Linked DNA regions of Mus musculus: region 1 is linked to region 2. A link is a loop called in an ENCODE intact Hi-C map of the cell type or tissue named here. Cell type or tissue: heart. All regions are shown on one strand. Each heading gives the region's core, and the rest is flanking DNA. Links, peaks and the distances in the headings are about the cores only. Region 1 holds the start of Tmem214 (transmembrane protein 214). Region 2 holds the start of Khk (ketohexokinase).

Region 1 (14,675 bases), core at 1-8,000, 53 kb before region 2:
GTGCCTGCGCAGCTGCTGGACTTGAAGCTGACCGTAGACGGGCTTGAGAAAGAACGAGATTTCTATTTCAGCAAATTGCGAGACATCGAGCTGATCTGCCAGGAACATGAGAGCGAGAACAGCCCCGTCATCTCGGGCATCATTGGCATTCTCTATGCCACGGAGGTGAGCCCTCTCTTCACCTCCCTCCCACTGCTCTGCTGAGACTCGAGAGCAAGCTAGAGCTCCTGAACTGGTGGCCACTCATGCCTTGTTTCTAGGCTGAGTGTGAACCTGATCCTTCCCCTTGGCCAGCTGCCTTACCATCTCTCTCTCCCTCCTCCAGGAGGGATTTGCACCCCCTGAGGATGATGAGATTGAAGAACACCAACAGGAAGACCAGGACGAGTACTGAGGGAGGCGCCAGCCCTGGCTGACCACAGCTTCCCTGCCCACCTCCACTCTGCCCACCCCAACTATGCCCACCCCACATTATAGTCCTTTCCTTTCAGCCAGTCAGCCAGCTGGGTGCTTTGTGTCAGTGCCACAGCATTAGGGAGCCGGACGAGTGGGGTTCAGGGTGGTGGGGGAGGCTTGGGCAGGTGAGAGGACGAGGCCCTGTCTGGGTCCCCCGAGTGGCACTGGCCCAGGGGACGTCCAGGACCCCTGTCCACTCCCCACTCCTATTTATTTCCGTTGTCTCTATGCTGTGTTGGCCAACACTTTCCAGGGTGCCGCTGTACCCCACAAGCCAGCCACCTGCTCCCTGGCAGCCAGCAGCTGTATATTTGACAAAGTCATTGGTATATTTTTACTTACTGGATTGCCCTTGCACTTTACCTGTTCTTTTCCAGGGCTGACAGCAGGGCTTGGGGTAGTCTTTCTGGCTTGGCTCCCCTTCCCTAGAGCCGAGACTGGGACAGGACTCACCCATTCTTATTTATTTTGTCTTTTGACTTCTCTCTCAGTAGATGAGGGAAAGGCTGATATGAGGAAAGGGAAGGGAAGCTGAGGAGGCAGTGCTCTGGGTCCAGGGAGCATGCGAGAGTAGACATGACCTCCAGGCACTGGGCTCCCCCACCAAGCCCCTGCCTCAGCACCAACACCCAGCACTGCCCCAGGCTTCCTAGCCACTCCCTCCTGCAGCCTAGTTAGACCACACAGACTCTGCCTGGCCCCCATTGTCTGTCTGTCCCCCATTCTCTCACCCCCACCTTTGCCCCTTGGGCACCAGCCTGCATATCTGTTCAGTTTTATTTAAATAAATTTGTGTGGCAAGCCATGATTTCCTCAATTGACCCACAGCAAGGGGTCAGAACATAGCACCTTCTCTGTCTTTTGTAAGAGGATAGCCATGCAGCACACCTTCATGAGCAGAAGCCACCACTGACAACCAGGCTCTGACCTAGACTCAACTCCCACGACTGAGGACTCTTTGTGAGGCAGGTAGTATGTGTATTTCTCTGGGAGATGTAAGACTGTCCCTGAAAATGGGATGATACCAACAGCCCAAAAAAGGACTTGTTCAAGTTGGTCTTGGTGAGTAACAAGGGTTTGTTAGGGATGAGTTACAGGCCAGTGGATCACGAAAATACCTCTCTATAAAGACCCCTAGCTAGCTGGTTTATACAGTTCTTTTTGTTTGTTTTGTTTTGTTTTGTTTTGTTTTTCGAGACAGGGTTTCTCTGTGTAGCCTTGGCTGTCCTGGAACTCACTCTGCTGTAGACCAGGCTGGCCTCGAACTCAGAAATTTGCCTGCCTCTGCCTCCCAAGTGCTGGGTGGGATTAAAGGTGTGCCCCACCATGCCCGGCGGTTTATACACTTCTTATGTCTAGGGCAGGACTGATGCAAACCTGGGCTAGTGTTAAAGCACCAGACTCAGGTAGCATAGGCACAGAGAAAACTAAACACTGAGAAAATTGTGTTGATATGTACTGAAGTCCTTGCCCTTGCCAGCACAGAGCCAGTTCCTGCAAATGCTGTCCAGTTGACGTCATGGATGAAGGAGAGGATGGCTTGTCTCCCTGCAGTCTGGGGCACCAAATGGTGGCTTCCTGAAAGACAGTTGTAGGATTTGAAGTGTTCTCACCACAACAGGGAGTCCTCAGGAGGAGAATGAAGTCTAGAGCTGTGGCTGTAAGGAGGGCAGCCCAGAAAGTGGCCATGGGATGACTGGGGAAGGAGGGGCTTCTTGGCCAAGGACTGTTTTGTTGCAGACTCTTTCAGGCTGGCCTGCAGGGTAACCCTCTACTCCTTGTCAGAGCTCCCACACATCACAACAGCTGTTGCAGCACACATGCCTGTGGCCCAGAGAACAGCTGGGTCTACATGGTTCCTCTTTTTCTTTTCCTATTATTTTTGCATACGTGTGTAACACACACGTGTGCATGTGTGAAAACTAGAGCAAGCACTCAGTTTATACTCCAGCCCCCAAGTGGGTTGTTTTAGAGCAAGATTTAACCGGAAGGAGGGTGTTGTTGGCTATTTAAAAACTACTTGTTATTGTGACCTGGCCATCCACCCAATCACTGACCCAGAGTCTTATTAATTTAGCCCAATTATTGGGCGATTACCCTCAACTCTTTTCCTACGCTAGACCGGCTGTTCTTAGCTATACTCCCATAGTACTTGCTGTGTGAGTCTCATCCAGGCTGGTTCTGCTTCATCAGCTGTCCTCGAGGTACACTTCTAGGCCTGCCTTACCCTATCTAATGGTGACCTCTTTAATTTGGGGAGTTTGGTTTATACAACAAAGGCCAGTGTATGTGAGGATGGAGCCAGATCTTGGGGTTCAGCATTTACCAGGCATATATAAACAGCACAAACCCAACAGAGACAGGAGTCAGATACATTCCCTTGTCATCCACACAACTCCACCCTCTTGAAGTGTGTTTGTCAAAGAGACATAATAGCCAAGGCGTGGAAACCCAGCAAAGATCAAGAATGCTGAAGTGGATGTGAACCTGTTGGGATTGTCTAGACCAGTGGTTCTCAGCCTTTCACAGGGGTAACCAAAGACCACTGGAAAATACAGAAATTTACATTAAAATTTATAACAGTAGCAAAATTACAGTTATGAAGTAGCAACGAAAGTAATTTTATGGTTGGGGGTAACTCCAACATAAGAACTGTATTGAAGGGCTGCAGCATTAGGAAAGTTGAGAACCACTGAAGTAGACCACACGTGCGTGGCAAGGCTTGGTGAAGGTGGTAGAAACTTTGGTTAGGATTTAGACTTTTTTAAAATTTTTATTATTTTATTTATGTATCTGTGAGTCTTTGTGTGTGGGTATGTGCACAGAAGAGGCCATCAGCTGGAGCTATAGTGGGGAAGCCAGTTTTGTTTCTCTTCCCAACATAGGCCCTCTTCTGTGATGATACCTGTGACAGCAGGGATTGGACAAAGGACCATGTGGTGTCTGAGTAGAGGGAAACAGCATCTGAAAAAGGAACTGACTGCTGATCAGCACAGATACCTTCCTTGCCAAATACATTCCATCTCAGAACCCCTAAGACAGGCAGCTATGGCTGGGCCTAAAGGGGATGGAGGACACCAGAAGGCTGCAAGGGTTGGTCATCCCTCACCTGCCTTCTTTCTCTGTGACCCATCCTTCACACAGGCCTGGGTGCTGTTTTTTAAGGGTCATGTCACCTTTTCCCTCTCCAGTTTCTAGAGTCTAGAGAATAAACTCCAGATTTGGCGGTCATGATCCTTTTCCAATTGTATGAAGTCATGTCGAACTACTTTCAGTTTTGTTATATAGTCTACCACTCTAGACCTTTGCCTAAATTAATAAAGCCATACGATTGAAGCAGTCTCTCCACAAGCCATGATCCCCAACCAATGAAAATTCTCCCTTCCTGGGAGTCATCTCAACTGCCACCTGTTTCAGAAACCACTTCCCTCCCTCTCCTAGGGCTTCAAGCATCCTTCAGCTGAATAATTTACCCTGTAAGAAAAGTGGACCACTCCTTGTCAGTGATGGTTTATGTCTTTAATCCCAGCACTCAGGAGGCAGAGGCAGTCAGATCTCTTGAGTTCAAGGCCAGCCTGGTTACAGGGAGAGTACCAGGACAGCCAGCTCTACACAAAGAAACCCTGTCTAAAAAAAAGTAACCAAGGAGGTTTGGGGGGGATAATGTGTACAGCAGTGCGGGAGCATGAGTTCCACACAAGCACACTAAGCAACATATTTCCTTAAATGTGATATTTTCATTGCTGTTTTATCATTCATCATGCTCCCTAGCTGGGATCATTCAAGTTTTGTAGGCCGTCTAGGGTCGGGACCTTGCTGTGTGATTCTTTCAGTCTAGGGCTGAACATCTGGAACATGGCATGAGCCAGAGCCTGTCCTTTCCTGGCTGCCTCCAAAGGGATCATGGCCTGGCTGCCCCAGACTTTTCTCGCCCTGCCATTGAGCTACTCTACTAAGTTTTCTCAGTCTTTCTGCCGCTCTACTTTTCTCCCCCAAGTCTGCATCGTCCCACTCCTCGGCAATTAAGTTTGTTGGCCGCCAAATACGAAGTTTAATTGCTAACAGACTACTACTTTCTAAGAAGTAAGAACACATTTATTCCTCAAATTCTCCCGAGGTGAGAACTATTTTCATTCCATCCTTCAGGAGCATTGCAAAGATAAGAAAAAAGGGAACAGTCCCATTTCCATGCGGGTCAGAGGCGAGCCCGCCCGCAGGTGCAGGGTAGGGATTTTTGCGCCCCAGGGGCGGAACCTGGCCGCCGCCATCACTCCCCAGGCGCTCGGCGCGGCGCCGTGGCGCGAACGGACTACGAATCCCAGGGTGCCTTGCGGCGGCGGAGGCAGCAGACGTGGCACCGCGCGGAGGTTGTCCGGGGCCGAAAGCCGGGAGGTGGTGGAGCTGAAGTCATGGCGGCCAGATCAGCGGGTAGCGGTGGCTGGGAGGTGGTGAAGAGGGGCCGGCGACCTGGAGCAAGCAGCGGTGGGCGAGGCGGCGGCGGTGGCAGTGACCGCCGGGCGCTCGGGGAGGCAAATGGAGTGTTGAAATACGACCTGAGCTGTGAGTATCCGCCGCCGCCCACCTGGGCCTGTGGGGCAGGGGCACGGCGGACAGCTGCGGGAGCCGGGAGCCGATCCTCGGGAGCCCGGCCACGGTGACTCAGGGACAGCACGAGGAGAGGTGGTCATCTCCGCTGCATAGGTCGGAAGCGGAGGTCCAGAGAAGCCGATTTTCGAGTCTGAGGAGACTGGAATTCCGATCTCTATCTGTCCAAGCCTTTGCACACAACCCTCTCAGCTGCCCCGGCCCTCACTGGCCAGGTGTCTGAGCCACGGAGCAGAGGCATCTGGGATCCTACATGGAGCCCCTTCTTATATAACCAGCAGGTGTGAGAGGAGTGGATGAGAAGGCCAGCACTGGGATGAATAGCCCGACATATTCTCCAACCAGGAGTTAATTTCAGTGTCACCTGTCCCCACAATCTCCAGAGAGGGAGAAAAATTTTGCCACTTGTTGAGTATATAGAGTTGTCATCTCAGAACTAAGAAGAATTGGGGGTGGAGGCCGTGCTGGAAAAAGTGTGGTCTAGTTCCCATATACTTTAATTGTTTAATAAAGAACTGGGAGGGCCTGGGACCTGACTGTGGTGGTTGAAATCAGCCACCCGGAGGGCTCTTTCCTGTTTTTCTAAGCTGCTTCCAAGGAAGAGAGGGCTTGGGCCAGAATCTCCCTCTAAATGACTTAGGTGCCTCTACAAAGAAGAGACCACTGTACAGTGGGATCTGGGGTCTTAAGGGTGGCCTGCTGTTTTCTACCTGTCTTCATTCCAGCACCAATCCAGACTACAAGCACTCTTTATGAGCGTGGCTTTGAGAAAATCATGAAACGGCAGAATAAAGAGCAAGTTCCACCCCCTGCTGCAGAGTCTAAGAAACCGATAAACAAGAAGCAACCAAAGAAGGTGACAGCTGTTCCTAGCCAAAACCAGAAACAGGGCCCATTCCGACGCCTGGAGGACGCACTGAAAGCGGTAAGTGTGCCTAGGCTTGGGGACTGAGAAAATGGGGACTTGGGACACTCAGGGGTGTTCCAGACAATATGGAGATGTGGAAGGAAAGAATGCGTGCACTTAGAATAGAAAGAATGTTGGTATTTGTCAGAAACATAGGTGAGCAGGAAGATGGAAATCCCAAGAACAAGATGGAGACATTAGAAAAGCTGGTTTGGAGCCAGGCGTGCTGCCGCACGCCTTTAATCCCAGCACTCGGGAGGCAGAGGCAGGCGGATTTCTGAGTTGGAGGCCAGCCTGGTCTACAAAGTGAGTTCCAGGACAGCCAGAGCTGTACAGAGAAACCCTGTCTCGAAAAACCAAAAAAAGAAAAGAAAAGAAAAGCTGGTTTAGATTCTCAGCTCCACAGAAGCAGTGGTCTCTCGTCTCCTGTCTTGCCCTCTGTTCTTGCCCTTGAACATGAACAGGTCCTACATCGCAATGTGGGGCACTGAGATCATCATTCTCAAGGGTCCCGCCCCAGGCTTTCTTAGGATCTGGATCTGGCAAAATTGTAGGATTCCACATATGAAAACCTCCTTTAGCCACTTTCCTACCCCTGTCCCACTCCCCTTCCTCTTACAATTCACCATGGAAGTCTCTGCCCTGACAGCTGGATGTGGCAGCTCTGCAGAAGGAACTGGACAAGAGCCAGAGCGTGTTCACTGGGAACCCCTCCGTGTGGCTGAAGGACCTGGCCAGCTATCTCAACTACAAGCTCCAGACTCCACGGATGGAGCCCACTCTGAGCCAGTATCCACATGGTTAGTCCCCTACCCCTCAGCTTAGATAAGGCCAAGGACATTCTCAGAGGTTTGATGTTCCTAATAGTCCTGGGTCTCCTTGGGGGAGAGCAAGCCAGCCTTCATGCAAGGGCATCTGGTCCTAGCACTCACAGAGGCCGATGGCCCCAGATTATCCCTACAGCCTTGTGAGCCGAGAGCTACGTGGGATCATCCGGGGGCTCCTGACCAAAGCTGCAGGGTCTGTGGAGCTCTTTTTTGACCACTGTCTATTCACCATGCTGCAAGAGCTGGATAAAACACCAGGTGAGAGCGCCCTATGGAGGATGACCGTCTTGAGAGCAGAACTTCTGTTTTTCCTGCCTTCAGCGTGGTCATCAGTTCCCTTTACAATAAGAAAAGTGCTAATCTACACATTTTTGGAAAGGGAAGTGATTAGGAATTCGACTCACTTCTGGAAATAAAAAAGTGTAGGATGTCAGGTCATATGAGTAAATCTGAGAACCGAACCCATCTCTCTAGGGGAGTCGCTACATGGGTACCGCATCTGTATTCAAGCCGTTCTGCAAGACAAGCCTAAGATTGTCACCTCAAACCTGGACAAGGTGAGAGGCCTGGATGGTGCTGGGGACACAAGGGGTAGGACTAGAGGACCAGACAGACCACTGGGCTTGGAAAGAAACAGCAAATAATACATTAGCATTCCCCACGCGTACTCTACTAGATAAGGGTGGCCCGTGTGTTCATTTTATCCATGGAATGGGTGGGCCATAGAGGTCCCCTAGCTCCCCTAGAATTTGTCAGGCGGTTTGAAACAAGTGGGGGAAGCTGTCACGACTCACTATGTGGCACTGCAGTAGAGTTGTGCTGTCCTTGACACCTGCCCCACAAGGATCTATAGTGCTCCTGGTGCACGGCCCTTTAACCTGCCCTTTCTCCTCACCTCCTCAGTTCCTAGAGCTTCTGCGGTCCCACCAGAGCCGACCAGCAAAGTGCCTGACCATCATGTGGGCCCTGGGGCAAGCGGGTTTCACCAACCTCACTGAGGGACTGAAAGGTAGCAAACAGAAGGATGGGTTGGTGTCACCTCTGAGGCCCATGCATGACTCTGAGACTTGCTGACTCTTGATTCCGCAGTGTGGCTGGGGATCATGCTGCCTGTGCTGGGCATCAAGGCTCTGTCTCCCTTTGCCATCGCATACCTGGACCGGCTGCTCCTGTGAGTAATGGGGGGACAGCGAGGGGAAGGCCCAGGGTGTCCACAAGAGGCTGTTTCAGCAAAATGGGATGCCATGATCCTGGTCTCCATAGATGCGAGGAAAGTCGGGACCAGCTCCTCCCACCTCCGAGTGATGGTGAGGAAGGAAAGGGAGGGAGCCATTGAGGGCTGGGGCTGGGGTAGAGTCTACGCCTTTCCTCTGGACACTGCTTAGCTGAGTTCATGGCTGGAACACCATAGTGGTTTCCAACAAGCCTGCTCCTTCTTTGTCTAGGATGCATCCCAACCTCACCAAAGGCTTTGGCATGATTGGCCCCAAGGACTTCTTCCCCCTTCTGGACTTTGCCTATATGCCCAACAATTCCCTGAGCCCCAGGTAAGCCTGCTCTGGAACTGTACTGCAGAGGTATTCCGGTATAGAGGCGAGTCACAAGCACAGTAGTGCACTTCCAGTCCCCTTCCCCGCCAAAGCCACGGCTGTAGGCTGCAAGAGCTCTGTGGAGCCCAGAAATTATATCTGTCCTTGAGTATGACAATCATTTTAGTGTTAGATTGGGCAGTTTTTAGGGAGAGAAGCCTAAAAACTTTAAAAACTTGTAAAAACTTTGACAAACCTTGCAAGGTGCTTCTGTGAATAGAGACTCAGAACCATCCACAGATGCTTAGCGACTCTACCTCACGGGCTGCAGTTCCATTTATAGCCTGAGCCTGGCCCTCTTCCCCTAGCCTGCAGGAGCAGCTGTGCCAGCTCTTCCCCCGATTGAAGGTGCTGGCATTTGGGGCCAAGCCGGAATCTTCCCTGCACACCTACTTCCCGTCATTCCTGTCCAGAGCCACCCCTAGCTGTCCTGCTGCCATGAAGAAAGAGGTGAGAAGCCTCCTTGCCTCCTCCTCGGCTGCCGATTTTCCCCCTCAGCTCCCTGCCCCGCCCAGTCCTGCTTTTGGCTCGGGCAGGTCCAGTCCAACAGGTGGGAGAGCGCTCAGTGAAACCCTGTCACTTCCAGACAGGATCCCTAAACTCAAGCTGCAGCTCAGGAACCACACCTACCCCGCACCAGGATAGCTTCTCAGGGGCCTGGACAATTCTCCTCAGCCTTTGTGGCAGATGTCTTGTTACTGGAAGCCCCAGTGCCCCTCCTTTTCACCATCCTGAGGGCCCAGCATTCTCTCTCTTTTGTCCTGTGCAGCTCCTGGCCAGCCTGACCCAGTGCCTGACTGTGGACCCCCTTAGCACTAGTGTCTGGAGACAGCTGTACCCCAAGCATCTGTCACAGTCCAGGTGAGTGGCGGTGGGGTCACCTGATCTACACAGAAAAGCCTTGTAGTCTATGCTTTCTAGACTAGCGCTGGTGTGTCATCCCGGAAATACTGATCGCTGCCCTCCAGGCTCATCCCTTGCAGTCTGAGGGAGACAGCAGCTGGGGTGTCCTTTAAAGAACTACTGTGGGTGGGGGTCTTTCAGCCCTAAGAACCTAGGAATTGGTAGGCAAAGAGGGCAAGCAGGCCCAGGGTCTGCTGACTGAAAGGGGCATACTCTTTTGCAGCCTGCTGCTGGAGCACCTACTCAAGTCCTGGGAGCACATCCCCAAGAAGGTAATGAGCTGGAAGGGTGCGGGAGCTTGGGGTTTGTCTTGGTTCTTGGTTTGTGCCCCTTAACTGCTGCCCTCCCTTTCCTGTGCCTTTGACACGAATGTGAAGCGAGATGGAGGCTCAGAATCCTCTTCCTAGCCAGGGCTCAGCTCTAAACTCAGCTCTTGGTATTCTGTAGGCACGGAAATCTTTACAAGAAACCATCCAGTCCTTGAAGGTTACCAACCAGGAGCTTCTGAAGAAGGGCAGTGGTGGCAGTGAGCATGTTCTCACCTGTGACACAGCCTGCAAGGTGTGACGCCCAACTTCCAGCCCACCCGAAGGCCTCCATGTGTCTAACACACCCTGGGTTAGATTGGGTCACGTCTCTGCCTCCCCCATCTGTGGATCCCCCATGACCTCCAGCTCATATGCAGGCCTCGCTTGGGGCTTACAATGGGAAGCAAGGACCAGCCCTTCCCCTTCTGAACACTGTGTTCTCTGTCTCGCCAGGGCTTGTTGCAACGGGCACGGGGTCCTCGGCCACCCTGGGCCCGGCTATTCCTGCTGCTTCTGGTCTTTGCAGTAGGATTCCTATGTCATGACTTGCGGTCAAACAGCTCTTTGCAGGGTAAGTAGTGGTTTGTCGTCTGGGAAGAGGACACGATGGGGGACACAGAGCTATGTGTAGCATCTCCAGACCACCCTTGTTCTGATGAATTCTCAGTGCCACAGAGCAGACACTGCACCTCAGTCTGCAGAGGCCAATCGTACTAGGACTTTCCAGGGGGGAAATGGTTAGAAATTTACATCACCTGAACACATGTTTTCTCCTTTTAACTTCTGAGGGAGAAGAAAGATTTAGCCTCAGATTAAGATCATAGCTAGTAGGACCAGAAAGAGGTAGCCAAACATGCTTGCAAACACAACAACCTGAGTTCCTTCCCCAGGGTTCCAACTCAACACAACTCCTCTGACCTCTGAGTGCATGCTGTAGCATGTGTGCATGCATACACTAAATAAGCTAGTACATGTAATTTAAAAACACAAGATCGGGGCTGGTGCATAAGAGCACTGACTGCTCTTCCAAAGGTCCTGAGTTCAAATCCCAGCAACCACATGGTGGCTCACAACCACCCGTAATGAGATCTGATGCCCTCTTCTGGTGTGTCTGAAGACAGCTACAGTGTACTTAATTTAAAAAACAAAAACAAAAACCAGAAGATCACAGCAAGTAAAAGGGCAGAGAGTCAAACCTGAGGTTTTCTGACTTCTAAGTCCAAGACCCCACCCAGTGTCCCACCCAGTGTCCCACCCAGTGTCCCATTCTTCCTGCTCCTGACCCAGCAGAGGGTATTCAGCCCCTCTGGCCAGATCATCTTCCAAACCTGTCTAGTGAGACCCGAGAGCACAGGACAGTGCCCCACTGCCTCACTGGAACTCCCTTTGCAGCCTCCCTCACTGGCCGGCTGCTTCGATCCTCCGGTCTCTTGCCTGTTGGCCAGCAAGTGTGTGCGAGACTCTCCTCCTACAGCCTGCAGAGCTACAAGTGAGCTACTGTCAAGCGGGGCAGAGTGGGCAGGCATGGGCAGTGGGAAGTACTAAGTATACCCCTGTCCCTCGTCCTCCCCGTTTTTGGCTGTTTGTTGGTGAGCATGTTGGCTAGGGGAAGCTTAGAGTGCACCTCTCTCCCTCTGGTTTCTCTACAGCTGGCTGCAGGAGACCTTGCCAGCCTGTGGCTCCCACCTGCTTGCTGTGGTACAGCCCAGTCTGCAGCTGGCCTGGACACACATCTATGCCATATTCAGCTTCCTTTCTGCCCACTGTGCCTCCTACCTTGCCTGCTTCAGTGATAGCCTGGCTGGCTTCTTTCAGAGGGTAAGCTGGAGATCAGGAGTCAAAAAAGAACCCATCCTCCCAGGGACAGAGGCTTAGAAGGGAACAGTTCAGCATGAGCAGAAGCCCTGGGAGAGGGGACATGGCCGTCAGCATCTTACCTCAGCCACTCTCATGGTCCCGCTGCAGGTCCAGCTCCCTGAGGCCCTGCAGCAGCTCTTCCACGCCTTGAAGGAACTGCTGCTGCTCTTCTGCCATAGCGTGCTGCTGCCCACATGGCACTTGCTGCTTGCAGCCCTGGCCCAAGTCCAGGAGCATTGCCATGAGGCCTGCAGGTAAGACTTTCACTCTGGTCCCTGGGAACAAGGTATAGCATCCATTTTGTCACAATCACTCTGGAAAGAGGGTTATGGGTTTAAGCTGCAGCCCCATGGGCTGACACAGGCCCATGAGTGATCCCCAGCCCTCAAATGTTCTGCTTTTCTCCTAGAGGGGACGTGACCTGGGACTGCATTAAGACACAGTTGAGCAGAGCTGCCCAATGGACCTGGCTCTGCCTGCAGGATGTCACAGTGGCTTTCTTGGACTGGGCACTCACCATGATATCCCAGCAATAGACCCTGCCTGCCTGGCCACTGGTTCTGTGGTGGGCTACCTATCGGAGTAGAGGAGGCAGCCCTCTTCACTTGGTGCCTGACTTCTGCCTCCTAGGCAAGAGACCAGGTATCTGCCTCACTTCTCCATCTTCAGGAGACTGGACAGGAGCATCCCAGCCTCCTGTCCACAGGCCTGTGAGGTCTCTCAGGCCCAGTTGCACAGCATCCAAGCCTCTTCTAGGCTGGGAGCCTCTCCACTTCTCCCTGTGGTCCTCCCATCATCACTCAAGCAGCCACAGTCCACCTCCAAAGAAGAGAAGTAACTGCCTTTCCTTGTCCCTGGTCATGACTTAAATCACAGCAGAGAAAAGGAAAGCACTTCAGGAGGGCCAGCACCACAGTGGGCAGCAGCAGTGTCACTTCTACCAGCAGCCTAGGTGACTGTCAGTGGACATGCAGGCCATGTGGACAGCCTGTTACCTCAAAACACCCAGAACAAGCACGCCTTCCCAGGAGGCCACTTGTCCCCTACTCTGTCAGAGCCTTGGCTTCTCAACTCCATTCTGCTCGCTGCTGGGGCTCCTCTCTATCAGCTTGGTTCACAGCACAGCCCACCTGAAGAGCAGCGCCCTCTGTCAGCCTGCTGAAGGGGGTCAGCATATGGCTCCTGGGGAGAATAAAGACACAGACTGGATTTCTAGCTTTCCTGTCTGAATCTTCATATAGGACTCCCCATAGTTTAGGGACAAAACAGCAGAGCCTTGGGCCTCTGCCTGGGGTCTTGCAGCAATAATTGAGCTTCTAGCAGGGAAAGTCTACCTTTACCATTCAGAACTAGGTTCCTCGGATTCAGTTGGCTTTGGTGATTTTGTCTGACTTGTCGATGATTCCTATCTAAAAGTTTGCCTTGGTGTGATGGGGAAGGCAGGAGCAGAGCTGGGCAGGCTTCCAATCCATAATTTATTAATTGGCTCATTTTATGAGGCAGTGGGTTTAGAACTCCAAGAGACAAAACTTGGGGAAACAAAACAAAACAAAGAACTCCAGGGCTTAACACCAGTCCTCATTTTGGTTTAAGACAGTTCATTGTGGGTGTTCTCATCTTGTGGGCTCTTGGTGACTAAGAAGTGCAGCTTCGAAGGCAGCTGTGTTTCCCAGAAGTTTCCCCATGGCTCAGCAGCAGCCACTTCCTCCCTCAGCCCCTCTCCTGTGGCACCTGGAGATGCCCTCTGTCCCTTCCCTAAGTGAAATTAAGGTAGCAAGTTTGGAACCATCTTGACCCAATTTATACAGCCTGGCCTCTGGCTTTTGCTACTTATTTTAGGAAGGAAACAGCCACAGAATCTGCTCCCTGCTGGCTTCCTGGCAGTTGTCATTCCCAGTGAGAAAAAGCTCTGTCCATCCAAGGACCAAACATGACCTTCTAAGTCGGATTGTCCAAGTGCCCCACATGTTCTGTGTGTTCTTGTCAATCAACCACAAACAGTTCACCCTACTTCATATATTGGAGAGGCCAGCCTGGAGCAGCCACAGCACGTGACAAGGCTGGCAGAACGCTAGCTTGATTTTTTTGTTGTTTTAAATCCAGCAACTTTAGCTATGTGTTTTGCTAGCTTCTATTCTGCAGTGATTTAATTTGGGTTCATATTTTCTGGCATTAAAATCCTTAATGCGCTGGGTATGGTGGCGCACGCCTTTAATCCCAGCACTCGGGAGGCAGAGGCAGGCGGATTTCTGAGTTCGAGGCCAGCCTGGTCTACAAAGTGAGTTCCAGGACAGCCAGGGCTATACAGAGAAACCCTGTCTCGGAAAAAAAAAAAAAATCCTTAGTGCAACATTTTTTTTCAACTTAGATCAGTTGGCTTCTCCATGGTGCATCATGAGGACACTAACACCAACTTTACTTGGCTCTAAGCCTATTGGGGAAAGGAGCGCTCTTGTTCAGTTGTTTTGCCCCAGATGGGAATGGTGCAGCACTTTTCCTGTTTACATGAGTACCACCTGCTCTCCATTAAAGCAAAGCCAGACATCCAGACGGTTCGTTTTTACAGAGCTGTCGACAAATCCGAGTCCAAGATGAGCTAGTAAATGAAACCAGTGTGAAGCCCAGACTGTATTCTAGTGCTGACTCCTTCACCAGTGACAACTGACTGGGAGGGAAAGGGCCTGACCTCACCCTCACCACCTCAGCCACACCTCATGCCGCTGCAGCTCAATGGGGAACCTGCCAGGAAACTGAAGGGCAGGGGATTGTCTCATTATTACGAGTTCTGACTCGGACCTGGAAGTCACGGAACATTGTTAAACAGTTGTGCTGTTCTATTATGTGTCAAATTTCTACCTTTCCTCTGCTTGACTTTTAGGTAAGGGTAACCTGGTGTGGCTGCATGACAGATAAAGGACAGAAAATATGGCTGGGCTCATACCTGCAGCATTTGTCAGTTCATTCTCAAATCGCCACCGACCTAGTGTGGCTTGCTTTCCACAGTGATGGGCATTTTGTCCGTTCTAAAACATCCCAGTTGTCCTTCACATGGGTGTCTATATGGTTGGGTAGCTTCTGAGCACTTTATTGCCGTCTAAGAGATATGAGATATGTGAATACTTAGCCACTCTTTTACTGAAAGGGTTTAAGTATCGTGTATTTTGCCCCTTAAAAAAACTAATGTGCAGAGCCAGCCTGTGTGGTGGTGGTGCACTCCTCTAAT
Region 2 (15,095 bases), core at 4,254-12,253:
GCCCCCAGAGCCCTCTGGAGCTGCTATCTCTGCTGTCTGCTGACCATAGCCACGGAAGCTGCCAGCTACCCTCCTCGAGGTTACAGCCTCTACACAGGAGGCACTGGGGCCCTGAGTCCTGGGGGACCCCAGGCCCAGAACTCACCACGGCCTGCCAGCCGCCACAGGTAAGAGTCTGTATTCCATCCAGGGCTGAAGGCTGTGGTTGGGAAAGCCTTTAGAAGGTGGGCAACAGGCTTAACACAATGAAGAGGACAGCGTGAACACCCATCCATCAATGGCCTACCCATATGCACCTTCCGGTGGAACTTTTTCCAGGGCTTCGGTAGCCTAAGGGGGATCAACTCTCGCCTCTTCCCTAAGGAGGTCTGTAGTTGGGTGCCCAGGGACACTACACCAAGGGGTATGGACTATCCTTCCTGCCAGCTGCCAGCTGTGTACCAGCCAGCTCTGGATCAGGCAGACCTTTCTCCTCCTCTAGGGCTTCCTTGGCCCCATCCACTAATGTATAATTCTGACACTCCTCCTGCTCTGTTCCCTCTGGCTCTACAGCAGCTCACAGACTAGAAGCCAGTGTGAATGGGGTCAAGAGTGCAGCACCGCAAGCCCCAAGGGGACAGAGCCCATCAGTGGCTTATTCTCTACTTAAGCATAGGTCGGACATTTGGACACTGGCCTGCCCCGCTCTCCTCTTTGAAGGCTGGGTGGAGGCACCATGAGCAGGGGGTCATGTACAGGAACCCAGCTTACTCAGCTGGGGCTTGAGATAGGCCCAAAGAAGTACACAGGGACTGTGAATTCTAGGGTACCCTGGGGCCCCACAGTCAGAAGGGCTGACTTCTCTGTGTGTGTTTTTATCATTATGTTTTTCCTGTCTTGAAAAGTCTTTATCTGCCATAGTGACACAAAGTGTGTGTTTGTCTGTGTGTGTCTGTGTGTGTGTGTGTGTCTGTGTAGGAGAGGGGAGTGGGTGCTGCCCCTGCAAAAACCCTAACTTTCAATGGGTCCTTAAGGCCCCCTTCATCTTTTGACCCTCCTTCAACCTCCGGGCCCACTGGGGCTTGTGTCTTTGGTCCTTTGGCCCAGGTAGGGTTGTGCCTACAGGAACTGGTGTGCCTACGTGGTGACTCGGACAGTGAGCTGCGTCCTTGAGGATGGAGTGGAGACCATTGTCAAGCCAGACTATCAACCCTGTGGCTGGGGCCAGCCCCACTGTTCCCGAAGTATCATGTGAGGCCCCAACTTAGGGGATTGGGTGCTTACTGGGATCCGGGCAAGGGCAGACAGCTGGTGGCCATCTAGGGGGTCTGTGCAAAGGAGGGAGCAGGGGGAAGGACAGGATTTCAGTCAGAACCATTTTGAGAAGACAGCCGGGTCCTAGCTTGGCTGGTGAGCTGCCACAGGCATTCTCCCCTTGTCCCCAACCTTTGGGACTTCTGCTGACACAGGTCAGTCTTAAAGAGATTAGCTTAGGGTTCCAGCACAGGGAAAGAAAAAACCAGGATTTAGCCCTTAACTAAAAAGCAGATAGCTGTTAACTGAGCAGGACCACACACTGGCTAGAGAGGTAGACCCAGCCTGAAGCACAAGACAACCAGCTGCACTGAGAGAATACAAAACCTTCCTTTCCTCTGGCCAGGTACCGGAGCTTTCTTCGCCCTCGCTATCGGGTGGCTTACAAGACAGTGACAGACATGGAGTGGAGGTGCTGTCAGGGTTATGGGGGCGATGACTGTGGAGAGGGCCCTGCTTCCGTTCTGGGCCCAGCACCCTCCACACCACTTCCCCGGCCCAGGCCTGTGCGCCCCAACCTGTCTGGCTCCAGTGCCGGCAGCCATCTCAGTGGACTGGGAGGAGAAGGTGAGCCTGCATGTTGCTAGGCATGGGGGAATCCTGGGTGGAAAATGTGGGGCCCAGCTGTGGAGGGAGGGAAACCTCTATGCTCTAAACTTGGGGGGAAGGTGGTTATAACAGAGGTAATGACGTCCCTGAAACTTCGAATGTTTGCATGCTTGTGTGATTTGAGTGTGTCTGGGGGCCGGGTGGGGGGCAGGGCAGAGCTTGGGGGAGACTGATTGAAAGACCTGAAAACTTAAGATCTGGATAAGACAAGAAGGCATAGAGACAATTTGTTCACATACTCCCTCTAGTGGCCAAGGTCCTTCGTAGTCGGGAACAGCTGTGGGAGAAGCGTGGGGAATTCCTTTGAGAATCTCTGTCTGCAGGGAAGATAGTTAAGACTACAAATCCTAGCATGCATTGCACCGGACTACAGGTCCCAACCCCCTCCCAGGCCCCTGGAGACTGCAGGTCCCAGAATGCAATCGCCTCTGTTGTGTTCTTTCCTCCTATGTGTATGAGTTAGGCTAGGCACACCGGATGCGTGGTCCTTTCCTGCCAAAGAGATAACTGAACTATAATTATGGAAACAGGAACTTCTGGTAAACTGGCTGGCCAGCCAGCACCCCAGCAGGCTTGCTGCAAGAGCCTCTTGTTTGTCCCTCTGGTGGTTTAGGGAAGGGCCCAGTCATTGCAACAGTGGCATGTGAAGTACTTTCCCACATTTCCATTTTAAACTGTTTGACAGCCCTAAAAGGCAGGACACATAGTGTCAATCGAATTTTCCAGATAAGGAAATGGTTTCCAAGAAGTCAAGAGGTCCTGGGGACAAGTTGGGTGGCCGGGTGATCTAAGTTTGAAATTTGACATGGCCACTTGTTAAACGCATTCTCTGGAACTACTTGCCTAATTTCTCTGGTTCCCCGTTTCCTGTGCCATCAAATGGCAAAAGTATCTGCCCAATAGAAAAGTTTTAAGAGCTGTGGTCCAAATCTGGCCCAAGGACATTCAGTGAATGGTATTTCCTTCCTTCCTTCCTTCCTTCCTTCCTTCCTTCCTTCCTTCCTTCCTTCCCTCCACTCCCTTTTGCCCAAATCATCCAAAGGAGAGCCTTCTGACCCTTGACTCTTGCTGGAGTTGGAGTAGGCAGAGACTGGGCCATAGAATCTGAGCTCTGAGATCCAGCTGCTCAGTCATCCGCCTTTCTCTCTCTTCAGGTCCTGTTGAGTCAGAGAAGGTGCAGCAGCTAGAGCGGCAGGTGAAGAGTCTGACCAAAGAGCTGCAAGGCCTTCGGGGTGTCCTGCAGGGGATGAATGGGCGCCTAGCAGAAGATGTACAGCGAGCTGTGGACACAGTCTTTAATGGAAGGCAGCAGCCAGCAGATGCAGCTGCCCGCCCGGGCGTGCATGAAACCCTCAGTGAGATCCAGCAGCAGCTGCAGCTCCTGGACAACCGTGTCTCCACTCATGACCAGGAGCTGGGCCACCTTAACAACCATCATAATGGAGGCCCTGGTGGAGGTGGCAGGGCCTCAGGCCCTGTCCCAGTTCCTTCTGGCCCCAGTGAAGAACTGTTAAGGCAGCTGGAACGGCAGCTGCAAGAGTCTTGCTCAGTGTGCCTGACGGGGCTGGATGGCTTCCGCCAGCAGCAGCAAGAGGATAGGGAGCGGCTGCGAACCCTGGAGAAGCTAATGTCCTCTATGGAGGAGCGGCAGCAACAGCTTGTGGGACCTGCCATGGCCAGGAGACCCCCTCAGGAATGCTGCCCCCCAGAGCTGGGTCGACGAGTGTCTGAGCTGGAGCGGAGGCTAGATGTAGTGACTGGCTCACTGACAGTGCTAAGTGGACGCAGAGGTTCTGAGCTTGGAGGAGCAGCTGGGCAGGGGGGCCACCCTCCAGGCTACACCAGCTTGGCCTCCCGCCTTTCTCGCCTGGAGGACCGCTTCAACTCTACCCTAGGTCCCTCAGAGGAGCAAGAGAAGAACTGGCCTGGAGGACCAGGGAGGCTGGGCCACTGGTTGCCTGCTGCTCCAGGACGGCTAGAAAAGCTGGAGGGACTACTAGCCAATGTGAGCAGGGAGCTGGGTGGCCGCATGGATCTGCTGGAAGAGCAGGTGGCAGGGGCTGTTCGGACTTGTGGGCAGATTTGCTCTGGGGCACCCGGGGAACAGGATTCTCGGGTCAATGAGATCCTCAGTGCCTTGGAACGCAGGGTGCTGGACAGCGAGGGCCGGTTACAGCTAGTGGGCTCTGGCTTGCATGAAGCAGAGGCAGCAGGGGAGGCTCAGCAGGCCGTGTTGGAGGGACTGCAAGGGCTCCTGAGCCGGCTTCGGGAGCGCATGGATGCACAGGAGGAGACTGCAGCAGAAATCTTACTGCGCCTCAATCTTACCGCAGCCCAGCTAAGCCAGCTGGAGGGTCTGCTGCAAGCCCGTGGGGATGAGGGTTGTGGCGCCTGTGGTGGTGTCCAGGAGGAGCTGGGCCGCCTTCGGGATGGTGTGGAACGTTGCTCCTGCCCATTGTTACCTCCACGGGGCCCTGGAGCTGGCCCAGGGGTTGGGGGACCAAGCCGTGGGCCTCTGGATGGTTTCAGTGTGTTTGGGGGCAGTTCAGGCTCAGCCCTCCAGGCCCTTCAAGGAGAACTCTCTGAGGTTATTCTCACCTTCAGCTCCCTGAACGACTCACTCCACGAGCTCCAGACCACTGTGGAGGGTCAGGGTGCCGATCTGGCTGACCTGGGGGCCACCAAGGACAGCATCATCTCTGAAATCAACAGACTACAGCAGGAGGCCACGGAGCACGTCACAGAGAGCGAGGAGCGCTTCCGAGGCCTGGAGGAGGGCCAGGCACAGGCTGGCCAATGCCCTAGCTTAGAGGGGCGATTAGGCCGCCTTGAGGGAGTCTGCGAACGACTGGACACCGTGGCAGGGGGACTACAAGGCCTACGTGAAGGCCTCTCCAGACACGTGGCTGGGCTCTGGGCTGCAGTACGGGAAAGCAACAGCACCAGCCTGACACAGGCCGCCCTGCTGGAGAAGCTGCTGGGGGGCCAGGCAGGCCTGGGCAGGCGGCTTGGTGCCCTCAACAATTCCCTGCTGCTCCTGGAAGACCGTCTGCAGCAACTTAGCCTAAAGGACTTCACTGGTGAGGACAGAAGGCGTGGTGGGGTGTGCAGGGAGGGAGGCCCCTTCTTGCTCCCTGCCTCGCAGCCAGTGAGGAGGCCTGGTGTTCTCGCCTCCTCTTTGTTCTGCCTCAGTCCTAGCCCCTACTGCTCATCAGGGAGGTTGACGTATGTCTGCAGAGAAGCTGTTGTGGTGTAGCTCCCTGCCCTCCTTCTGGTTGCTTAGATGGGCCTTTGGGTGGAACTGGGATGTGGCTTGTGCTGGTATGTGGCTCTATCAATCAGACACCTTGCCTGCAGCCCGAGGGACCCCGTGTCTCCATCAGTCTTCCCCATCTCCTACCTGTGGCGCCACCGCCTTTCCTGTCCGTTGGAAAGCATGGCTGACCTTCATCTCGGTTTTGGTTTTGTTACCATAGGACCTTCAGGCAAGGCTGGGCCCCCAGGGCCTCCCGGGCTACAAGGGCCTTCAGGCCCTGCAGGACCTCCAGGACCTCCTGGCAAAGACGGACAACAGGGGGCCATTGGCCCACCAGGTATGTTGGATGAGACACCACTATCCTGGCAGCCCTGCATAGTATTCCACACTGAGCTTGACGGAGAAGGAGTAAGGAAGCAGAGGTCCGGATGGCTGACAGTGAAAAGAAAGTGACTAGGAGCTGAATGAAAGTGGCCATTGGGGGCTGGAGAGATGGCTCAGCGGTTAAGAGCACTGACTGCTCTTCCAGAGATCCTGAGTTCAATTCCCAGCAGCCACATGGTAGCTCACAACCATCTGTAATGGGATCTGATGTCCTCTTCTGGTGTGTCTGAAGTCAGCTACAGTGTACTTGTATACATGAAGAAAACAAGAAAAAGAAAGTGGTCATTTGGCTCCTGGGCACTGTGGTCTCCCTGCCGTATTGCAGTTCATGTAGCGTATGAGGAGCTCCTGGCTGAGGCTGTGGTCTAGCATCTGCCCAGACTGGAGCCCACTTACGCTTTTCTTGGCATCACATTCCACACCTAACACCCAGAGCAGTGCAAGAGAGCAGATGTTGGGTGAGGGCATGGTGAGAGATGTCCTATTCACTGTGGTCCCTTTCTTCCAACAGGTCCTCAAGGGGAGCAGGGTAAGTCGTTAGACTCTGGAAGGGGCCAGGAGCTTGGGCCTGGAAGACTATAGTCCTCAGGCAGCCTGGGCAGCAGGGATGGGGACTGGAGTTTATTTATGAGCATCCATGCTAACACTATCTCTATTCAGGAGCGGAGGGAGCACCAGCAGCCCCTGTGCCTAGGGTAGCATTTTCAGCTGCCCTGAGTTTGCCACGGTCAGAACCTGGCACAGTCCCCTTCGACAGAGTCTTGCTCAATGATGGAGGCTACTATGACCCAGAGACAGGTAACTAAAAGGCCGACGGGTGGCCTAGTGAGGTAACGGGTGAAGCTGAGCAGTACTAATGCCTCCTTCACACCTCTGCAGACAAGTACAGCTTTTCACTTGTAATTACAAAGACCTCTATTCTTTCCATGCACTCACACCACAGTTAGGCAAAGAGAGAGTGGGGGAGGGGAGGAGACATCCACACCACACGGATCTTTACTGGGACAGACTCCAGCACACACTCTGCAGCAACTGCTGGAGATGCAGCAGGGGATTCCTACAGTGTACAGTTAGTGGAATAGCAGGGAAAGGACGGGTGGGCCACTCCACAGCCAGGAGTGCTGTACCCACTCTCCGAGAGACCTTCCTTGTCCCAGCCAGCGTCTCCCCTCCTGACTGTCATCCTTGTCTCCAGGTGTATTCACTGCACCACTGGCTGGACGCTATTTGCTGAGCGCTGTACTTACTGGGCACCGGCATGAGAAAGTGGAAGCAGTATTGTCACGCTCCAACCTGGGCGTGGCCCGCATAGACTCGGGAGGCTATGAACCCGAGGGACTGGAGAATAAGCCTGTGGCCGAAAGTCAGCCCAGCCCAGGCGCTCTGGGCGTCTTCAGCCTCATTCTGCCACTGCAGGTCGGAGACACTGTCTGCATCGACCTGGTCATGGGGCAGCTGGCACACTCCGAGGAGCCGCTCACCATCTTCAGCGGAGCCCTGCTCTACGAGGACACAGAGCTTGAACAGGTGTAGACAGGGTGGACCCGACCACCAAACTTATCTACAGGGGCCGCAGAGCCACCTGGATGGTGGCTACCCACCAAGGCAAGGGCAAGTCTGGCGACCACGTCCCGCTGCGGTTCAGGCATCCAAATCGGTCACTCCGTACGTTGTGACTGCGTGGTCTATGGGACCGAGGCATCTCCTCTTGACCTTTGGCCTCATTGCCGTCCCCACCAGAGCCCTCTCCGGGACCCAAGCTGCGGAAGAGGAACCTACCCTCCAGGGCTCTCCCCAGTCCACACCACCGTACTAAACTATTCAGGAATAAAGACACTTTTTTTTTTTCTACAAAACATAGCTATTCTGCTCTAGTACATGTTTGGGGGTAGTTAAGGGACAGGACAGGAGGAAACAGAGTTCTACGGAGGGAACCTAGGCTGGTGATCTTTGGGTGTGCTCCCTACTAAGGGCACCTGCGGACTCAGGGTCACGGCCACCGGTCCCCACAGCGGCCGCTAGGGGGCGCTAGGCCAGAACCACTGCGAAGGCTGGCAGCGTTCCCCGTCACGTGACACCGTTAATCTGGCGCGGGGGGGGGGGGCGGGGCCTCGGCCGGGTGGGCCACCTTGGCGGGGCGAGGGAGAGAACGCTTGCTTCTGTGCTCCGCCTGCGAAGGCGAAGTTTCTGTTGCCAGACTGTGCTAGTCCGGGTGGTCCAGGGTCTGCAGCAGGCGCAGAGGGATCGGAAAGGCGATGCATTACTAGTGCGCTTTCGCTTTGACAGCTGAGGCGGAAAAGTGAGAGGGCCTGCCATTGGCCGGGCTAGGTAACCCACCCTTGCAAAGCAGAAAGCTCCCTGCGGGAGGAGTTCTGCACGCAGAGGAGGAGCCAAGGTAGCCAGTGAGAAGTTGGGACACGGTCCTCCAGTAGATAAGAGGCAGAGCCCAGCAGGAACCCCCTCTGCTTGCGGGTAGGAAGCTTGGGGAGCAGCCTCATGGAAGAGAAGCAGATCCTGTGCGTGGGGCTGGTGGTGCTGGACATCATCAATGTGGTGGACAAATACCCAGAGGAAGACACGGATCGCAGGTAGGGGCGCCCAAGCCCCTCGGAGATCCCAGGGCCGCTGTGGTCCTGTCTTTTTGCGTGTCACTGCTAATCGGCTGCTAAACCAGGGATAGCCCTCTGTCTCCATGTGGTGAGGCCTGAGTTCAGCTTGGCGTTCTCTGTCCCGGGTCCCTAAGGGGTACTCTGTGAGAATGAAGACATGAGACTGGAGACCTTTAAAACCAAGACCCAGGGGGTGTGTTGTTTTGTTTTCGGAGTCTTGCTTTGTAGCCCAAGCTGGCCTAAACTCCTTTAGCCTCCAGAATTAACAAGAGTGCAAACGTATGCCTGAATCAAAACCCAGGCTTTCACTAGTGTGTTGTTGGCTGTTTACCATTTCAATCTGCCGATCATCAAAATCCTCAGTTTACAGAGAGGGCTGTAATGATTTTTTTCCCTCCTGAGCCCTCACACACCTGATAAGGTGCCAGACAAATTTTCCTCACCCCAAACCCCCAGGTCTCCCAACTCCTAGCCTATGCACTTCTAATTTACCGCTTACAGCTAAAATAAAACACCAGGTCGCTAGCAGTGAGTGGTATGTGATGTTAAACTACTCACATTTAAAAGCCTGGCCCTGGCGTTTGAGCCTTGCCTAGCTCAAGGACTGGCCGGCAGTGTAAGCAAAGCTGGAGGCTCTCTGGGTCAGACAGGGAGAAACTTGGCTCCTGAGCCACAGCAGGCTTTCTCCTGGAGCTAAGTGCCAAGAGGGGTCTTTACAAAGGTGGGTAAACATCTTAGTGGATGTTCTCAGAACATTCTCAATTGTCTGGTAGAAGTTAAAGTGTCCTTTGATGGCTCTTATCTTTGCTCTTGATAAAGGCCACTCCAATGTGCTGCTGTGCCGTGAAGGCATTCTGTGGGGTGGCGCACCGGCTTTCTCTTGGCGTGGTCTAGCACCCTGAACAATGAATGTTGTATCTTGGATATTAGTTAAAAGGAAGTTCAAGGTTGACCCCTGGCAAGACACTAGCACGCTGACAGCATTGAACTCACAGGGTCGGGGTCGGGGTCGCGGTTGGGGTGGGGGACTGGGTGCTCTTTGGGCTTTGGGTCCACAGAGTACTGTTGCAGGCTCCCTGGGAACTGTGAAAGACCCTTTCCTTAGCTGAGGAAGCAGGAGATTTGGAGGAGTGGAGTAGCACTTATCAAGCCACATTCGTAGCAAGCATCAGAGCATGATCATAGCTCATGTATGTCCCCACGTTTAGTGGGTGGCTCTACCTCCCGCCCTGATGTATTCCGTGTCGGTTGCTGCCCATCTTGGGGGGTTTACCCTTTGCTTTCAGTTACTCTTTTTGAGGTTAGAGCCCTTGCCAGGAGCACAGAGACAGTGGTACAGGAGCACAGGGTATGTCTGTGTGTGTGTGTGTGTGTCTGTCTCTCTCTCTCTTAAAAGATTCATTTATTTTATTATTTTTATGTGTATGAGTGTGTGTGTGTACCACATGCAGCCCTGATGCTTGAAGACGTCAGAAGAGGGCATGGGATCCCCTGGAACTAGAGTTACAGATGTTGTGAGCCACGATGTGGGTGTGGGAGTTGAATCTGGGTCCTTGGCAAGAGCAACAAGTGCTCCAATTTTTTATTTTATGAGCATTGGTGTTTTGCCTGCATTATGTCTGTGTCTGTGTGAGGATGTCCGATCACCTGGACCTGGAGTTACAGACAGGTATGAGCTGCCACGTGGGTGCTGGGATGATTTATTTATTTTATGTACGAGTGTTTCCTCTGCGTATGTATGTATTTACACCATTTATGTACCTGGCGCCTATAGAGGCAGAAGAGGACTTGGGCGTCCTGAACTGGGATTATGTATGGCTGTGAGCCACCGTGTGGGTGCTGGCAATTGATCCCTGGTCCTCTGAAAGAATGACAAGTGCTCTTAACCACTGAGCCATCTCTCTAGCCCTGAGCTTTTTCTTATTTGAGGAAAACACGCATATCTCATTATCCAAGCCCTCCAAAGATTGTATTCGAGCATGTAATACCACATTCTGCTAGACTGAAGACCCTGTTCCCTCCAGCTTGTTTGTCTGAAAGACTACTAGAAGGAGGACACTTTCTCTTCCTGCTGATAGAGTAAGTTCCGTTTGGAAGATAGAGCCCCTTCCCTCCTGACCTCAGGGTGCACTTCCTGCTGCAGACCTGGGTTTCTGTTTAACGTCCATGTTTCTGGACTCTGTTGAGTCTCCCAGAAGAGCAAGACTGTGTAGGATCCAGTCCTTCCTGACATCTCAGCCACACCTGACCTAGGAACTTTCAGAACATAGGGTTTGTAGTCAGATGGCCTGGCTCCTGTTTCCCAGAATCCATGCTGAGGAGAGCCTTCCAGACAAAGAGCCTCATGGTGAGCGCTGCTTCACAGCTTGAAGCTTCAGCAGAAGGAAGAGGTAACTGAGGAAGAGCCAACCCAGAGTTAAGAGAACCCTCACATTGAGATGGCCCCAGCAGGTGGGTTCCTGGTTCCCTAGAAACAGGTGGATGCGGCTGTGCACTCAAATACAGCCCAAGATGTGAGAACAGAGCCCGCCCTCATCCCAGCTCCTTCTCAGGACTAAGCCTCCGCAGCCCCACTTAGAAAATGAGCTGAAACTCAGATGTACCCAACTCTTGCACTCTGTGAATTCCTACCTAGGGGACTGAGGTTGGTTCTGTTTCCCACGGCGAGCAGTCAGCTGAGGCTGCAGAGACTTGCCCATGTGCTTTGCAGGTGCCTGTCCCAGAGATGGCAGCGTGGAGGCAACGCATCCAACTCCTGCACTGTCCTTTCCTTGCTTGGAGCCCGCTGTGCCTTCATGGGCTCTTTGGCCCCTGGCCACGTTGCCGAGTAAGTTTAGAAGGGAGTACCTGGTAGAGGGATAGAGCACATTGTCTACACAGTATAGGGAGACGAGAGTTGTCTGAACCCTGGGTGGGCTTGATGGGAGAATGGGTGGTGGGTGGTAGCCTACAGGAGAGTTCCAGACTCCCTGATCCTTCTGGGGCGGACCATCTGCTGCTCAGGTACTAACATCTCTTCTGTAAAGGTTCCATTTCTACAGCTTGCTGCAGAGCTTAGGCTGCCCACCACCTCCTTCTTTGCTTCCTGTAGACTCTGCCTTTGCCCTTCTCATGTCCCTTATCCTGGCTGTGTTTGAGGTAAAAGGTAGTGAGGGACATGCTGTGCCCTTCCCCTCTTCAGGGGCATCCAGCATCCATGGTTACAGGACGAAGGCCGGCATTGAGGAATAGGGTCACTGCTCCTGTCTTCATTGTAAGTACTGAGAGTACACTCCGCAGGACATCATGAGGTCATATAGTAACACTAGGTCCCAGACCCATTTGCTCTGGAGGCTGTGTGCCACAAGTGACCCACGCGTCTACTCCATGTCAGCCACTGCAAGGACCCAAGAGCCCTTTGACTCTTGGCACTGTCAGCTCAGCACACACTTATCAGGAGGTGTGGCCCACACTTTGCCCACTGTGGGCATTGGAGCAGCCTGCCAGGTTGCTGGACTGTAAAGCCCAGCCCTTTGAACCCTAGTTTGAGGGGCTGTTGCCAGCCACATTCCCAGTCTTGGCAAACTGGAGCAAAGCTAACAAAGTGAGAGACCTGGTCCTGGAGATGGGACAGTCATCCCTTCCTAGGTGGAAGCAGAACGCTGGTTCTTGCTTAGAATAGTGGACTTTCCTTTATGGACCAATCATATTTGAGGGGTGAGCCATTCAGAATTTTTTCTGTGCATTCAGCAAACATTTAATATGCCAGACACTGTGGGTGCAAAAAAGTCAGTTAGCAAACAATATTTCTAATGCTTTCGGGGGCACTATTAAGGGACCCTTGAGTTGTCAAGTCAGGAGATGATGCACTGCATCCGACAACTCTGTCGAGCTTAGGTACTTCTTACCGAAAGGGAGGTCTGCTCGTAGTGAGAAAACCCAGGATGGCTGGGCTGCTGGGCACAGTTGCCAGCTCTGGGGTTTCCTGGCCGGAGTGGAACCAGCCTCCTTGCTGTCCCTCTGGGCTAAACTTGAAATGATGTTCCTAGGCTCATTCTAACTAGAGGACATCATGTGACATTGTCCTAGATCAGGCCCATATTTAGGGACCTCCCACAAATGCACCAACTCGTTGCCCATAGGGGTTGGTCTAGTTTTTAGAAGATGGTACCCAACAGGTCCCCTAAGGTGATATTACTTCCTGGCTAGAGAGGTACCATGGCAAGATTGGAAGGGATCCCAGAAAGCATTGTGCCATGAGGATGAACATGCAGAGAGCAGCCGGGAGGGGTCCAAAGTATTACCTTGGTGATTAATTATTGATTCTGCCTGCAAGAACCAAGCCACAGTACCCATATTCATTAAGTTCAAATGGAATTCAGGCTCTAAAGCCTTAACTCTACCTCTGTCTAGCTTTAAGGATGGGGAGCAAAGCTCTGCAGTGTGAACTGCACTGAGACTGACCTGCAATGTTCAATCCTGCTTCTCTGATATCCAGGCTCTGCACGCTGCCTCTCTTGTCCCCTGCTCCCACCTGTGACAAGACTGAGATTGCCAGCTCCCTCCTACTTCCCTCTGCTCAGCCCTCTGCCATTCAGGGTCCCTGGAGGCCCTACTCTCTCCCTGGTAGTCCCCCAAACTCTTCCCAAGCTGCTCTTCTGGGTTACTCTGCCCTGGCAGTTTTGTCCTGGATGACCTCCGCCAACATTCTGTGGACTTACGATATGTGGTCCTTCAGACCGAGGGCTCCATCCCCACTTCTACAGTCATCATCAACGAGGCCAGCGGCAGCCGCACCATTCTGCACGCCTACAGGTTTGTACACCTGTCTGCTCTGCGCTTTGCTAGCTGCTGCCTCGGCCATCACTATACTGCACTCTCCAGACAGGACCCTTCTTCTCTGAGGCCCATGTGCTCCAAAGCACCCTTCCCACTCCCAGAGGAGATCTAGGCTATGTGTAACTCTAATCTGTGTTTCCTTGCCCTCTCCCTGGCTCGGGTCCCTCCCCCAAAGCTTCCTGGTGGCTGACTTCAGGCAGAGGGGCGTGGATGTGTCTCAAGTGACTTGGCAGAGCCAGGGAGATACCCCTTGCTCTTGCTGCATCGTCAACAACTCCAATGGCTCCCGTACCATTATACTCTACGACACGTAAGGGCCCCTTGGCCTTTCCCTACCACAACCCACCAATCAGTCCCCCCTCTCATCACTGGGCAAAGCAACTGATCTCCATCCATCGCTCCTCTACAACAGAAATTGCCCCCTTGCCAAACTGTTCAGTAATTTCTGAATTGTCTTCAATAAGGGGAGAAGTGAGGTGGGAAGGGGTAATCTCTGCCCTGCTTGGTAATTTGCCCTTGACCAGCACAAGGGTGGGCAGGCAGGCCTGTAAAGAGTGTAATTCATGATATGATTTTTCATAATTAGCCAATCAGCACCTTGGGTCTGGGTGTATGGAGATGGGAGACAATGCAAAGAAAGCCTTGATGGGCTAAGGGACCCACTGGGACTTCTAGAGTCAGTTCCAGAGTTTCGAGCCTGCAGCATGGCGTCAAAGAGCTGAGGTTTAGGCCCCTTCAGAGGAAGCCGAATGTGTCAAAAGGGTGTATCTCAAAAGTGAGTGGGCATTCCCATACTAGAGGTGACTTTCAAATTGGGCAATCTTTTTCATCTATCTATTAAGCAAGTGGTGATTGGCAGCAACTCCAATCAAGGACGTGCACACGGTACCTCAGGTAGGGAGAGGAGAAGCTGAGGAGAAAGGTTTATTGCCCTCTGGCCTGGATCCAGGCATATTCACATACATATCTCCAACTGCAGAAGGCCCAGGAGACCAAGGACTTTTATACCCAGAAAGGCTCGCTCATGCCACTGGTGAGGATGGAAGGCACTCTACTGCACTACAGAAAAAACACATGTTGTGTGGCCAAGGCCACCTAGACCAGCCAAACAAAAACTCTTCCTCAGAGTGCCAGTTTTGACCTAAGGGATGACGTGGGGAGCCTGACTCAGTAGGGTGTTCTGTCAGTTGCAAGCTCCCAACTAAGAGACTAACTAAAGAAGCTTTGTAGTTCGATGTGTGCTCCCAGCAAGGGGCCTTCTGGGAAGTGTAGTCTCAGCAAGAGGCCTTCTGGGAAGTGTAGTCTCACACACTCATTCTGGAGGACGTGGTTTCCAAGGAACATGGGGCTGGCTTCTTGTCACATGTTGTAATTGTGTTTATCCTTGGATAATTTAACACGGACACACACCACCACCAACAAAAAAGGACACCTAAGCAAAGTAGGACAAGGCTCACCTCACCGTAGGGCTCAGAGCTCTGTGCTCCCCAGCCTCCTGCCATGCTGCTGGTATCACTACTAGATACAGGGTCCCTAGCTGTCAGAGAACCTGGTACTGGCTGACCTCCTTTTTTCCCTTCCTGTCTTGTAATGTAGGAACCTGCCAGATGTGTCTGCTAAGGACTTTGAGAAGGTCGATCTGACCCGGTTCAAGTGGATCCACATTGAGGCAAGCCCTTCCCTACCTGTGTTTCTAGGGGCTTAGCCTGTCAGGCCCTTCTGCATGGTCAGCCTCTTCTGTAATTTCTTTGAACCATGAAATATGGTAGGGATACTAAATAGCTCTCCCCATCCCTCTCCACTCCTGTGTTTTCCTATGAGGAAACTGAGGCCCAGAAAGAGAGATACAGGGGCATACAATCACAGATAGCACTGGGCAGAAGACCCCATTTTTGTGTTAGGCTACCTCCCTCCTGGTATCTGCCTTTGCTGACTTCTTTTACTTCTCAGGACAGGAAGGACAGGAAGGAGAGGGTCTGGAGGGAATTAGAACTTTCTTTCCAAGGGAGAAGTTTTGGGATCAAGATGAGAGGAAATCTTAAGAAGTGCAGGCATCCACTCCTTGTCTCATCATTTGACTTAGTCTTCAGGTTGTGTCCCTCTCCCTCTCCATCTCTTCTTCACTT

What was found. Peaks named below come from ENCODE experiments on the same cell type or tissue, not always from the same donor. Only the 100,000 strongest peaks of a DNase experiment are listed, where the experiment ranks them.
Region 1: it touches region 2 in a loop (2.5-fold over the local background); 5 of 42 quality-filtered maps call a loop at or near these places.

What each region holds. Positions count from the first base shown.
Region 1 is chr5:30,864,803-30,879,477 of GRCm38, forward strand. Mapre3 (microtubule-associated protein, RP/EB family, member 3) reads left to right here. Exons shown (of 6, transcript NM_001310516.1): 5 at 13-165; 6 at 326-1,304. The coding sequence ends at 394. Tmem214 (transmembrane protein 214) reads left to right here and starts at 4,777. Exons shown (of 17, transcript NM_144525.4): 1 at 4,777-5,016; 2 at 5,787-5,986; 3 at 6,618-6,768; 4 at 6,919-7,053; 5 at 7,270-7,352; 6 at 7,699-7,804; 7 at 7,885-7,966; 8 at 8,241-8,342; 9 at 8,693-8,834; 10 at 9,154-9,245; 11 at 9,511-9,559; 12 at 9,735-9,848; 13 at 10,049-10,166; 14 at 10,988-11,084; 3 more. The coding sequence starts at 4,866. The coding sequence ends at 11,988. In heart, for the core only: no CTCF peak of the experiment used is centred there; DNase peaks (open chromatin) are centred at 4,339, 4,789 and 7,949; H3K4me3 peaks cover 2,012 bases; H3K27ac peaks cover 1,967 bases.
Region 2 is chr5:30,913,878-30,928,972 of GRCm38, forward strand. It overlaps Emilin1 (elastin microfibril interfacer 1), which reads left to right. Exons shown (of 8, transcript NM_133918.2): 1 at 1-167; 2 at 1,105-1,230; 3 at 1,640-1,860; 4 at 3,057-4,982; 5 at 5,379-5,495; 6 at 6,054-6,071; 7 at 6,203-6,340; 8 at 6,738-7,398. The coding sequence ends at 7,075. It overlaps Khk (ketohexokinase), which reads left to right and starts at 7,682. Exons shown (of 9, transcript NM_001310524.1): 1 at 7,682-8,130; 2 at 10,862-10,978; 3 at 12,811-12,945; 4 at 13,145-13,279; 5 at 14,566-14,638. The coding sequence starts at 8,039. In heart, for the core only: CTCF peaks have their summits at 7,548 (motif pointing right) and 7,771; DNase peaks (open chromatin) are centred at 4,334, 5,034, 6,934, 7,914 and 4 weaker places; H3K4me3 peaks cover 2,667 bases; H3K27ac peaks cover 2,857 bases; H3K27me3 peaks cover 919 bases.